Regions from separate parts of the Homo sapiens genome. Here region 2 is linked to region 1. A link is a contact called in ENCODE Hi-C or POLR2A ChIA-PET data. All regions are on one chromosome and are shown on one strand. The core of a region is the stretch at or near the end of the contact, and the rest is flanking DNA. Distances in the headings are between cores, read along the strand shown. Region 1 overlaps CUX1 (cut like homeobox 1). Region 2 overlaps CUX1 (cut like homeobox 1).

What was found. Hi-C counts contacts between places; a loop is a spot of excess contacts on that map. ChIA-PET counts read pairs that join two places held with the same protein, here RNA polymerase II (POLR2A). Pooled maps may share reads with other maps.
Region 2: a pooled map shows a loop between it and region 1 (7-fold over the local background). The contact joins two enhancer-like sites. A Hi-C loop is called at or near these places in 2 of 168 maps with a recorded cell type or tissue (cardiac septum and gastrocnemius medialis), 3 of 37 single-sample maps with no recorded cell type and 5 of 50 pooled maps. POLR2A ChIA-PET finds 5 or more read pairs at or near these places in 5 of 52 experiments (CD4-positive, alpha-beta T cell, HepG2, WTC11 and 2 more).

What each region holds. Positions count from the first base shown.
Region 1 is chr7:101,853,966-101,858,855 of GRCh38, forward strand. The region is part of intron 1 of CUX1 (cut like homeobox 1); the gene reads left to right. Among named protein-coding and RNA genes, the nearest start is that of CUX1, 39 kb to the left of the region's middle. RefSeq lists an enhancer at 2,957-3,086. Within about 2 kb of position 2,631, at least 40 of the 41 ENCODE cell types and tissues checked have a DNase peak (open chromatin) inside an H3K27ac peak, as active enhancers do.
Region 2 is chr7:102,027,883-102,032,772 of GRCh38, forward strand. CUX1 (cut like homeobox 1) reads left to right here. Exons shown (of 24, transcript NM_181552.4): 3 at 216-263. Among named protein-coding and RNA genes, the nearest start is that of CUX1, 210 kb to the left of the region's middle. RefSeq lists an enhancer at 2,779-2,828. Within about 2 kb of position 2,934, at least 2 of the 41 ENCODE cell types and tissues checked have a DNase peak (open chromatin) inside an H3K27ac peak, as active enhancers do.

The DNA.
Region 1 (4,890 bases), core at 1,381-3,880:
TTGCTTGCTGCAGGCGGCCTGCTCCATCTTGAGGCTTGTCTGGAAAGGCGGCTTCGGCTTTCCAGTGCTTTCCAGCGCTTTCCAGCTTCTGAGATTTTGGGGGCTTTTCATTTGTTCTTGCTTTCCTGTCCTCTTTGTCAGGTGAGTTTATACCTTTCTGTTCCAAAGCAAACAGGATCGTCTGCCATGTTGAACTGGATGTCGGACAATTCTGAAATGTGTGCATGGGGCAAGGCTGTGTGTGATGATACCAGTTTCATAGGAAACACTTCGGTTTTGGTTTTGTCTTTCAAAGTCATCTTTTGTGAGCGCCTTCTAGCCGGGCTGCCAGCGGGTAACATATGATTAACACAAGTTTGGAGTCTGTCTGCAGAGCAACTTTATGAAATGCTCAGAAAGCCAGTCTCCTAAGCATAGGAGCCTGTTTGGTGGTGATGGGATGAGGAAGCAGTGGGGGCTTTGGCACCAGAGGCCTGGGCTCAAATCCTGCCTCCATCATTTAGGGGTTGGGCATCTCCATTCCCTTATCTCTGGGTGGCGAGAACTTCCTAAGTTCTTAGTGTTTGGAAGGGACCCCCTCCATAAAGTGAGGTGCCTCTTGGCCACTGCTCAGCCAGTGGGGGCTGTTCCTAACAGTTGCCTCCTCCGATTGCTGGAGTAAGAAATGACACCCTGTCTCCCATTTCTGTGGCACCCCATTCTCAACAGTGATGGTTCTGCCTGTTTTTAGTCACACACACCTGCACACTTCAAAGGACTAAAAATGGACTCAGTTTTCTTTCTTTTTTTTTCTTTTTGAGATGAAGTCTCACTCTATCACCCAGGCTGGAGTGCAGTGGCATCATCTTGGCTCACTGCAACCTCCGCCTCCTGGGTTCAAGCGATTCTTGTGCCTCAGCCTCCCAAGTAGCTGGGACTACAGGCATGTGCCACCACACCCAGCTAATTTTGTATTTTTAGTAGAGGTGGGGTTTCACCAGGCTGGTCTCAAACTCCTGACCTCAAGTGATCCTCCCACCTCAGCCTCCCGAAGTGCTGGGATGACAGGTGTGAGCCACCTCGCCCGGCCTGGACTCAATTTGGATTGCAATGCCCCACAATGGTGACCTCCCTCTTCTCTGTTAATGCATCCTCTTCCCTCTTGCTTAAAAATTTCCCCAGTGCCGTGGCATCTTACCTCCTGCTGAAGTGTGTGCTGATGCTTTGCTGGGGGCTGGACCCCGTCCCTTGGAGCCTGGCCCAGGCCCTGCCTCCCAGTGAAACCCTGGCCGCCTTTCCAACCTCAGAGGCTCTATCTCCTCCCAAACCCTGTAGCCCTTCCAGTTGCTGGTCACTGACTTCCATTAATTGGCCCGGTGGCCTTGCCTGCCAGGGGGACCATGAGGTGAGGGGCCGTGTCCTCCGAGTGGTCTCTTTCTCCAGGGTGCTGGGGACCCAAGAAATGCCTGGTCGTTTCTCATAGGTTGATAAGGAAAATGAGGCCTAGGTAGGGACAGGCAGGATTTCACCTGAATTTACAAGATGATGCAATGGAAGAGTCTTCAGTATATTTTCACGTATTTTAGAATTGAGTTACAACATTCATTTTGGTACTTTCTCTGTGTTCTCCCCATGTGTTAAAAAGCAGCTTAAGGCCGGGCGCGGTGGCTCATGCCTGTAATCCCAGCACTTTGGGAGGTCAAGGCGGGTGGATCACGAGGTCAGGAATTCCAGACCAGCCTGGCCAACATGGTGAAACCCCGTCTCTACTAAAAATACAAAAATTAGCTGGGCGCAGTGGCAGACGCCTGTAATCCCAGCTACTCGGGAGGCTGAGGCAGGGGAATCGCTTGAACCCGAGAGGCGGAGGTTGCAGTGAGCCAAGATTGTGCCATTGCACTCCAGCCTGGGCGGTAGAAGGAGTTTCCAGCTCAAAAAAAAAAAAAAAAATGCAGCTTAAGTGCTGGTTTAGCGCCTGTAATCCCAGCACGTTGGGAGGCTGAGGCGGGAGGATCACTTGAGCCCAGGAGTTTGTGACTAGCCTGGGCAACATAGCAAGAACCCGTCTGTACAAAAAATAAGAAAAATTGGCCAGGTGTGGTGGCGTGCATCTGTAGTCTCAGCTCCTTGGGGGCTGAGGCTGAAGGATCGCTTGAGTCCAGCAGGAGGTCAAGGCTGCAGTGAGCTATGATCAAGCCATTGCACTCCAGTCTGGGTGACAGAGTGAGACCCTGTCTCAAAAAAAAAAAAAAAAAAAAAAAAGGAAACAAGAAAGAAAAAAGCAGCTAAATTCTGCTGGAAGTGTGCAGTAAAGCACAAGTTTTCAGCCATCAACGCAGGGAGCCGTTAATCACGACCCATAATAACCAGAATGTTATTCCACGGTTGCGGTTTGTTTATTTCATCAGAGTTGCGTCTTCACCTATTTCCCTCCCTACTCTTAATTGTTTATCCAAGTTAGTGTTTTCCATTCTTTCACTGAAGGCTCTAAAAATGGTCCCATCAAGAAGTCTGGTAGATAATGGAAGACGAAGTGGACTTTACAGAAAGATGAATTTTCTTCCCTAGAGCTGGAAAACCCTTCAGCGTGTCATGCGTTCCCCAGCCAGGACAGACAAAGCCACGCAATCTGTTTCCTGCAGGCCCAGAGGGGAAGGCTTCCTCCTTGTGGTTAGTGACTTCAAAAGCTGTCCTCACTAGAGCAAGTCCAACTCTTCCTCTAGTTCTGATGACTTCACGGCAGCCAACTGAGCTGCTGAACGCTGTTTTTTTCTACGCAGAAACCCTCCCGACTTTCACGAGGAGTTGACAGGTTTTCCTCTTCACTCGGGCTCCCTTGTCATCGTTAAACTGAAACTGCTTTCTTGTAGCCAAATTCTGTGGTCCCTTTTCGGCCTCGGCCTCCTTGACCTCTCTGTGTCCCCACCTTGGCTCTCCCACGCCTGCCAGCCGTACCACAGGCCCCGGGTGTGAACCCTCCCTCCGCGGTCATGCAGCCACGCCTCTGCTCAAGCTGTGCCTCCTCCTGGGCGCACCCTCCCTCTCCCATCCTTCAGCCTCTGAAGTCCTGCCCAGCTCCGGTTCCTGTTTCTGTTAGGACGAGGCCCTTCAGATCCTCTCCAGCAGGTGGACTCTGTCCTGCCCCGTACCACCCGCCGCGGGCCACTTTTGGGCCTGCGCCATGTTCCTGCCCTTACCCCGCCCGGTGTTAGCGTCACGTGGGTCCTGATGTCCTCCCTCTCCCAGGCCTCTGCTTATCTGATTGGGGGCTGTGCTTGACTCTGAAACCCGGGCACCTCCTACAGGGCATTTTGCCTGTCACAGGCCTAGCATTCAATACCTATCATATTTTTGAAATATCTGCAGAAATAAAAAGAAATAACTATTTTCTTCTTCAGGAGTTAAGATGCGTGGCCACCAAGTACTTTTCAATACATAAAATATGTTTTCAGCACAGAAAGGCCTTTCACCGCTCTTACTTACATAGTCTGCTTTTGGTATGATGGGGACGGATGAAAAATGAGGACTGTAGGCCTCCGAAGTCAGCTGTTTTGAATTAAAGCAGCGCACGCTTTGAGTCAGGTGAAGCGAGGATGGGGTTTCACCCGTTGAGGATGAATTTGCTGGGTTACTTTAAACTGGAACTGTTCTTTTCAGAAATGAGTGAAGCAGGAAGGGAAAGACGGAGCTTGTCTGGCTGGGTCGGATGACCCCCTTTGCCAGGCCGTCACCCCTCTAGGTTGAGTTAGCTCAGAATAACTTAGCTGTGCTATAGCTTTGCATAATTGCAAGGAGCTTTGTTTCGTTTTATTTTGCAGGGAATTTTTTTCCCCCCTTAGCTCTTCCTCCTGGTGTATTTGTAGAAATCAGCTTCATCATGGTCATTTAACAGTAAGGGCTGGGGGTGGTGGCTCACGCCTGTAATCCCAGCACTTTGGGAGGCCGAAGTGGGAGGATCACTTGAGGTCAGGAGTTCAAGACCAGCCTGGCCAACATGGTGAAACCCCGTCTCTACTAAAAATACAAAAATTAGCCGAATGTGGTGGCACGCACCTGTACTCCCAGCTCCTCGGGAGGCTGAGGCAGGAGAATCACTTGAACCCAGGAGGCGGAGGTTACAGTGAGCCAAGATGGTGCCACTGCACTCCAACCTGGGCAACAGAGCGAGACTCTGTCTCAAAAAAAGAGAAAACAGAACATACTATTTTTGTTGTTTCTGAGGAGTAGGGTTTCTTACCAGGGAACCTGCTTTAAAAAAATGCAGTATGTAGATTCCTTAAGAATAAAGTTAAGCAGCAGCTAACCAAGCACATGGCTAAAAACCCGGCCAAGAGCATTGTAGTATCTGGTTTTGGGGTTGGTGGTGGGGATCCCATTTTAGAGGCCGACTTTGGTTTGTGATGGTTAGGTTTTACTTTCTTAGGTCTCAGCTCACATGTCCCCTTCTCAGAGGAGCCATCCTCACCCATCCCTTCTTGGTCCCTCCCGCCTTCCCTGACTTTTTCTTCTTCAATGACTTATCTGCACATGATCCCCTACTTATAAAACCTGTGTCTTCCACTCCTCTCACCCGAAAGAATGTTTGAATTCTGAAAACAATGACTTTGTTCTTAGCACCCACAACAGCAAATGCTCAGTGAGCCCTATGTTGAGTGAGTTAGTTGTGAGCTGTGGTGGTTTAGTGAGGGTATACTTTGGCCCTTAGAATGCGAATGCCTTTTTTTTTTTTTTTTTTTTTTGAGATGGCGTCTTGCTCTGTGGCCCAGGCTGGAGTGCAGTGGCACGATCTTAGCTCACTGCAACCTCCGCCTCCCAGGTTCGAGAGATTCTCCTGCTTCAGCCTCCTGAGTAGCTGGGATTACACACACTCGCTACCATGCTCGGCTAATTTTTATATTTTTAGTAGAGACT
Region 2 (4,890 bases), core at 1,684-4,183, 170 kb after region 1:
ACCACCTCGTTGTATTCTTAAATAAGTTTAAATCCTGAAGCGCCAGTTGGCGTTATTGATGTTTTAGGAGTGCAGGAATGGGTGAGGTCCCAGGCTTGCTTTAGATAGTGATAATTAGCACTGACTGCCACGCTGTTTTTAGGAGGCCTTAACCAATGTTTCCCTTCTTTCTCCTTCTCAAATGGCTGCTTCCTGACCTCCGCCTCCTGCTCCAGGATTTGCGCAAGCAGGTAGCGCCGCTGCTGAAGAGTTTCCAAGGAGAGGTAAGCTTTTCTATTCATTTTCTATCCTGAGCCACCCTTCGTGGCTAATTGGTCTTTTTATTCACATTAAAGAAATGCTCCGGGCAAAAGGTGCTGCCCAGATGGTGCCTTCCCGGCTGCTCCGACCCAGCGTCATGCAGATTTTGCGCTCTGTGATGTGATTTTCCATTGGGTCCTTGGTGAAAGCCCTCCTGGAAAAGGAAGCTATGCTCAGAATACACAGAGCTGTGGTGGATTGCCAGCAGAAGTGCCCCGTGTGTGGTTGCAACAGGCAGGTTGTTGGCGCTACGGCCTTCAGGAGCCCATGCATCCCCTCTAGGAAGTCGCCTTGTCCCCCTGAGCTGGTCTGGGGCTGCCACTGCCATGAGTGTGTGCCATAAGTGTGGTGCTTTGCTGAGAGGCTGGCGGGGGCACAGGGAGGCCACTTGATCACAGGCTTGAAACACAGAGCATCTAGCAGAAGCCACGAGGAGCAAGCCTAGGCTCAGTAGAAGGAAGTGGTTTCTAACGGATCCTTCCAGAGAAGGACGGAGCCATCTGGCAGACGGCACGTGGGTGGCAAGTCACCTGGGACATCCGCCCTGGCTACCTGTTAGCGGGAACAGCAGCCATAGAGGGGACTGGGCTCCACGTGAGTGACACTCTTTGCCAGCCCTTTGTGTGAAGATTCAGTGATGTTTAGAAAACCAGAAATTATATTATTCTTGCGGATTTATTGAATCTCACCTCTTTAGCTTCTCCCGACGGAAAAACAGAAAGTGGAATCATAGCAGGCTGATAAGGAAAGGAAACGAGACATTTCCAAAGCCCCTGAAAGAGCCCATATTGGTACAGTCTTAGGGATTTTTTTTTTTTTTTTTTTTTGGCGACAGAGTCTTGCCCTGTCACTCAGGCTACAGTCCAGTGGTGCAATCTAGTCTCACTGCAACCTCCGTCTCCCAGGTTCAAGTGATTCTCCTGTCTCAGCCTCCCCAGCAAATGAGATTGCAGGTGTGCACCACCACACCCAGCTAATTTCTCTATTTTTAGTAGAGATGCAGTTTCACCATGTTGGCCAGGCTGGTCTCGATCTCCTGACCTCAGGTGATCCACCTGCTTTGACCTCCCAAAGTGCTGGGATTACAGATGTGAGCCACTGTGCCTGGCAGGGATTTTATTTTCTTGCAACTGCTAAGTCACAGGGAACACATGGGGGAAGGGACAGGAGAGATATGGCCGTGAGATACAGGAGAGATATGGCCGTGAGATACAGTAGGTTCCTCTTGGGACACAGGTGATGTGGGCCTTATATATGGAAGGCTGGGTTCCTGGTCCCAGAGCTCTAGAGCAAGTTGTCGGGCTTCCATTTGGGAAATTCATCAACTGGGAGCGAGAGCAGGGAGTGAGTGAATGAAGGAGGCCAGGGCGATTGTAGCCAAAGACAGAGAGGCGATTTCAGGACATCAAAAGGGACCAGCGTAGAAAGAAGACACAGCAGTTGGTGATGGCTGGAAATTTTCGAGGGCAGAACAGTACCCCTCTCTTCTTATGATCTTCTTCCTGCCTCATTCAGCCCCCATGCACGTAGCTTGGTCCGGCCAGCAGGACACCTGCATCCCAGGGCTTGGATGGACTTGAACAGTCTTTTTCTCAGAACTTCATCTCCAAGCCCGTAGTTGATGAGTGAGGCTGTTACCTGACACCTACCCACATTTGATCTTACCTGTTCTGTTACCTGTCCAGCGGCTTTTGGGAGACCCACTGGCTTCCTAGTTCTCTCGCTCAAAGAGTTCAGTGTGCTTTCTAGGTGTTTGCTTGTTTTTCTTTCTTATTGAAAAATTTCAAAGCTGTGTAAAAATGGAAAGATTAGTACAGTGAATACCTGTATGCTTTTTTTTTTTTTTGAGACAGATTTTCACTCTTGTTGCCCAGGCTGGAGTGCAATGGCACAATCTCAGCTCGCTGCAACCTCCGCCTCCTGGATTTAAGCAATTCTCCTGCCTCAGCCTCCCAAGTAGCTGGGATTACAGGCATGTGCCACCACGCTCAGCTGAGTTTTGTATTTTTAGTAGAGACGGGGTTTCATCATACTGGTCAGGCTGGTCTCTCATTCCTGACCTCAGGTGATCCGCCCGCTTCGACCTCCCAAAGTGCTGGGATTACAGGCGTGAGCCACTGCGCCCGGCCCACCTATATGCTCTTTACCCAGATCCACAGTTGCTAACATTTCACCCCATGTACCTCCCCCCTCCCCTCCCCGCCCACCACTTTTGCTGAACATTCAGAAGTAAGTTGCAGAAGCAGGCACTGTGTCCCTCAAACACACGTGGAAGGCTCCCGAAGTTAAGGAATTATTAGCATTCTCCTACATTACCACAATAACCACAAATATCACACCTGGGAAAATTCACAGTAATTCCAGGTCATCTCATATTTGATCCAAAATCAAATTTTTCCAATTATCCCCAAGATGTCTTTTATAACGGCCCTCCTCGCAACTGAGGTCCAGTCAGGTTCACACATTACATTTGGAAATCTGTCTATCTAATTTTCTATTTTAAAAAGTGTTTTTTTTTTTTGAGACAGGGTCTCGCTCGGTAACCCAGGCTGCAGTGCAGTGGTGCCATCATGGTTCACTGCAGCCTCCACCTCCTGGGCTCAGCAATCTTCTTGCCTTAGCACTCCCCTGCCCCCACCGCCAGATAGCTGGGACTATACATGTGCACCACCACATCCGGCTAATTTATTTTTATTTTTAGTAGAGACGAGGTTTCAATACATTGCCCAGGCTTGTATCGACATCCCGGGCTCAAGCCATCCTCCCACCTTGGCTTCCCAGAGTGCCTTGATTACAGACATGAGCCACTGTACCCGGCCCCTGCATTATCTCTTTTAATGTAGGACATCCTCTCCATCTCCATCACCTTCATTTCTTTTTATTTTTATTTTTTCTAGACAGGGTCTTGCTCTGTCCCCCAGGCTGGGATGAAGTGGCACAATCTCAGCTCACCACAACCTCCACCTCCCAGGTTCAAGCAATTCTTCTGCCTCAGCCTCCCAAGTAGCTGGGATTACAGGCATGCACCACCTCGCCCAGCTAATTTTTGTATTTTTAGTAGAGATGGGATTTCACCATGTTGATCAGGCTGGTCTCAAACTCCTGACCTCAAGTGATCTGCCTGCCTCAGCCTCCCAGAGTGAGTGCTGGGATTACAGGCATGAGCCACCGCGCCTGGCCTGATTTTTTTGTTTGTTTGTTTGTTTGCTTTTTTGAAGAGTCTTAGCAAATTATCTTGTAGATTAGCCCACATTCTCAGTAGGATAATGGGTTTGATTCCTGATACCTTAAATTTGAAATACCCAAGAAACATCTAGGCTAAGCTTCCATTTGCCTATTTTTTTTTAAAGGCCATATGAAAGCTAATCATAAATAAATACATAAAATTATCATAGATTTTGAACCCACAAAAGAAAGGTAATTTTTTGGCACCATTAATTAATATTTATCAAGCCTCCGCTAATTTATAAATAAATTTTATTATGTATACTTAAGGTATACAACATGATGCTATGGGATACATACAGACAGTAAAATGGTTATACGGGGAAGCAAATTAACATATGCATCGTCTCCCTTAGTTACTCTTTTTCATGTGTGTGGCAGGAGCAGCTAAGATCTCATTTAGCAGAAATCCCTCATATTGCAATTATATTTACTATAGTCCTTGTTTGCACATTAAATCTCTAGACACTCCCAGCATCATCCCTCCCAAAATGTGACATTTATATTAAATAATTTGTACTTTTTTTTTTTTTTGAGATGGGGTCTGGCTCTATCACCCAGGGTGGAGAGCAGGGTGGCATGATCTCGGCTCACTGCAACCTCTGCCTCCCTGGCTCAAGCGATTTGCCCACCTCAGCCTCCCAAGTAGCTAGGACCACAGGCTCTTGCCACCATGCCTGCCTAAATTTTTGTATTTTTTGGTAGAGGTGGGAGTTTCACCATGTTGGCCAGGCTGGTCTTGAACTCCTGAGCTCCAGTGATCCGCCCGCCTCAGCCTCCCAGAGGGCTGGGATTACAGGCATGGGCCACCACGCCTGGCCTGGAAGTGGTTTTTAAAATATTTTACTTCCATCCTTTCATTATGATGTGTTCCTATTAAAAAGGTGATCATGTGTGGAATCCCAGCAGTTTGGGAGGACAAGGCAGGAGGATCGCTTGAGCCCAGGAGATCGAGACCAGCCTGGTCAATATAGTGAGACCCCGTCTCAGTCTCATGCCTATAATCCCAGCACTTTGGGAGGCTGAGGCGGGTGGATCACCTGAGGTCAAGAGTTCGAGACCAGCCTGGCCAACATGATGAAACCCCGTCTAATAGACTAAACATACAAAAATTAGGCGGGCATGATGGCATGTGCCTGTAATCACAGCTACCTGGGAGGCTGAGGCATGAGAATCAGTTGAACTCGGGAGGCAGAGGTTGCAGTGAGCCAAGCACTCTAGAGCCACTGTACTCTAGCCTGGGTGACAGAGTGAGACTCCGTCTAAATAAATAAATAAATAAATAAATAAAAGTTTCAGATAATGAAATGATTACTTATAATTATTATAACAAAATCATAAAATGTAACTCACACTGAAATTAGA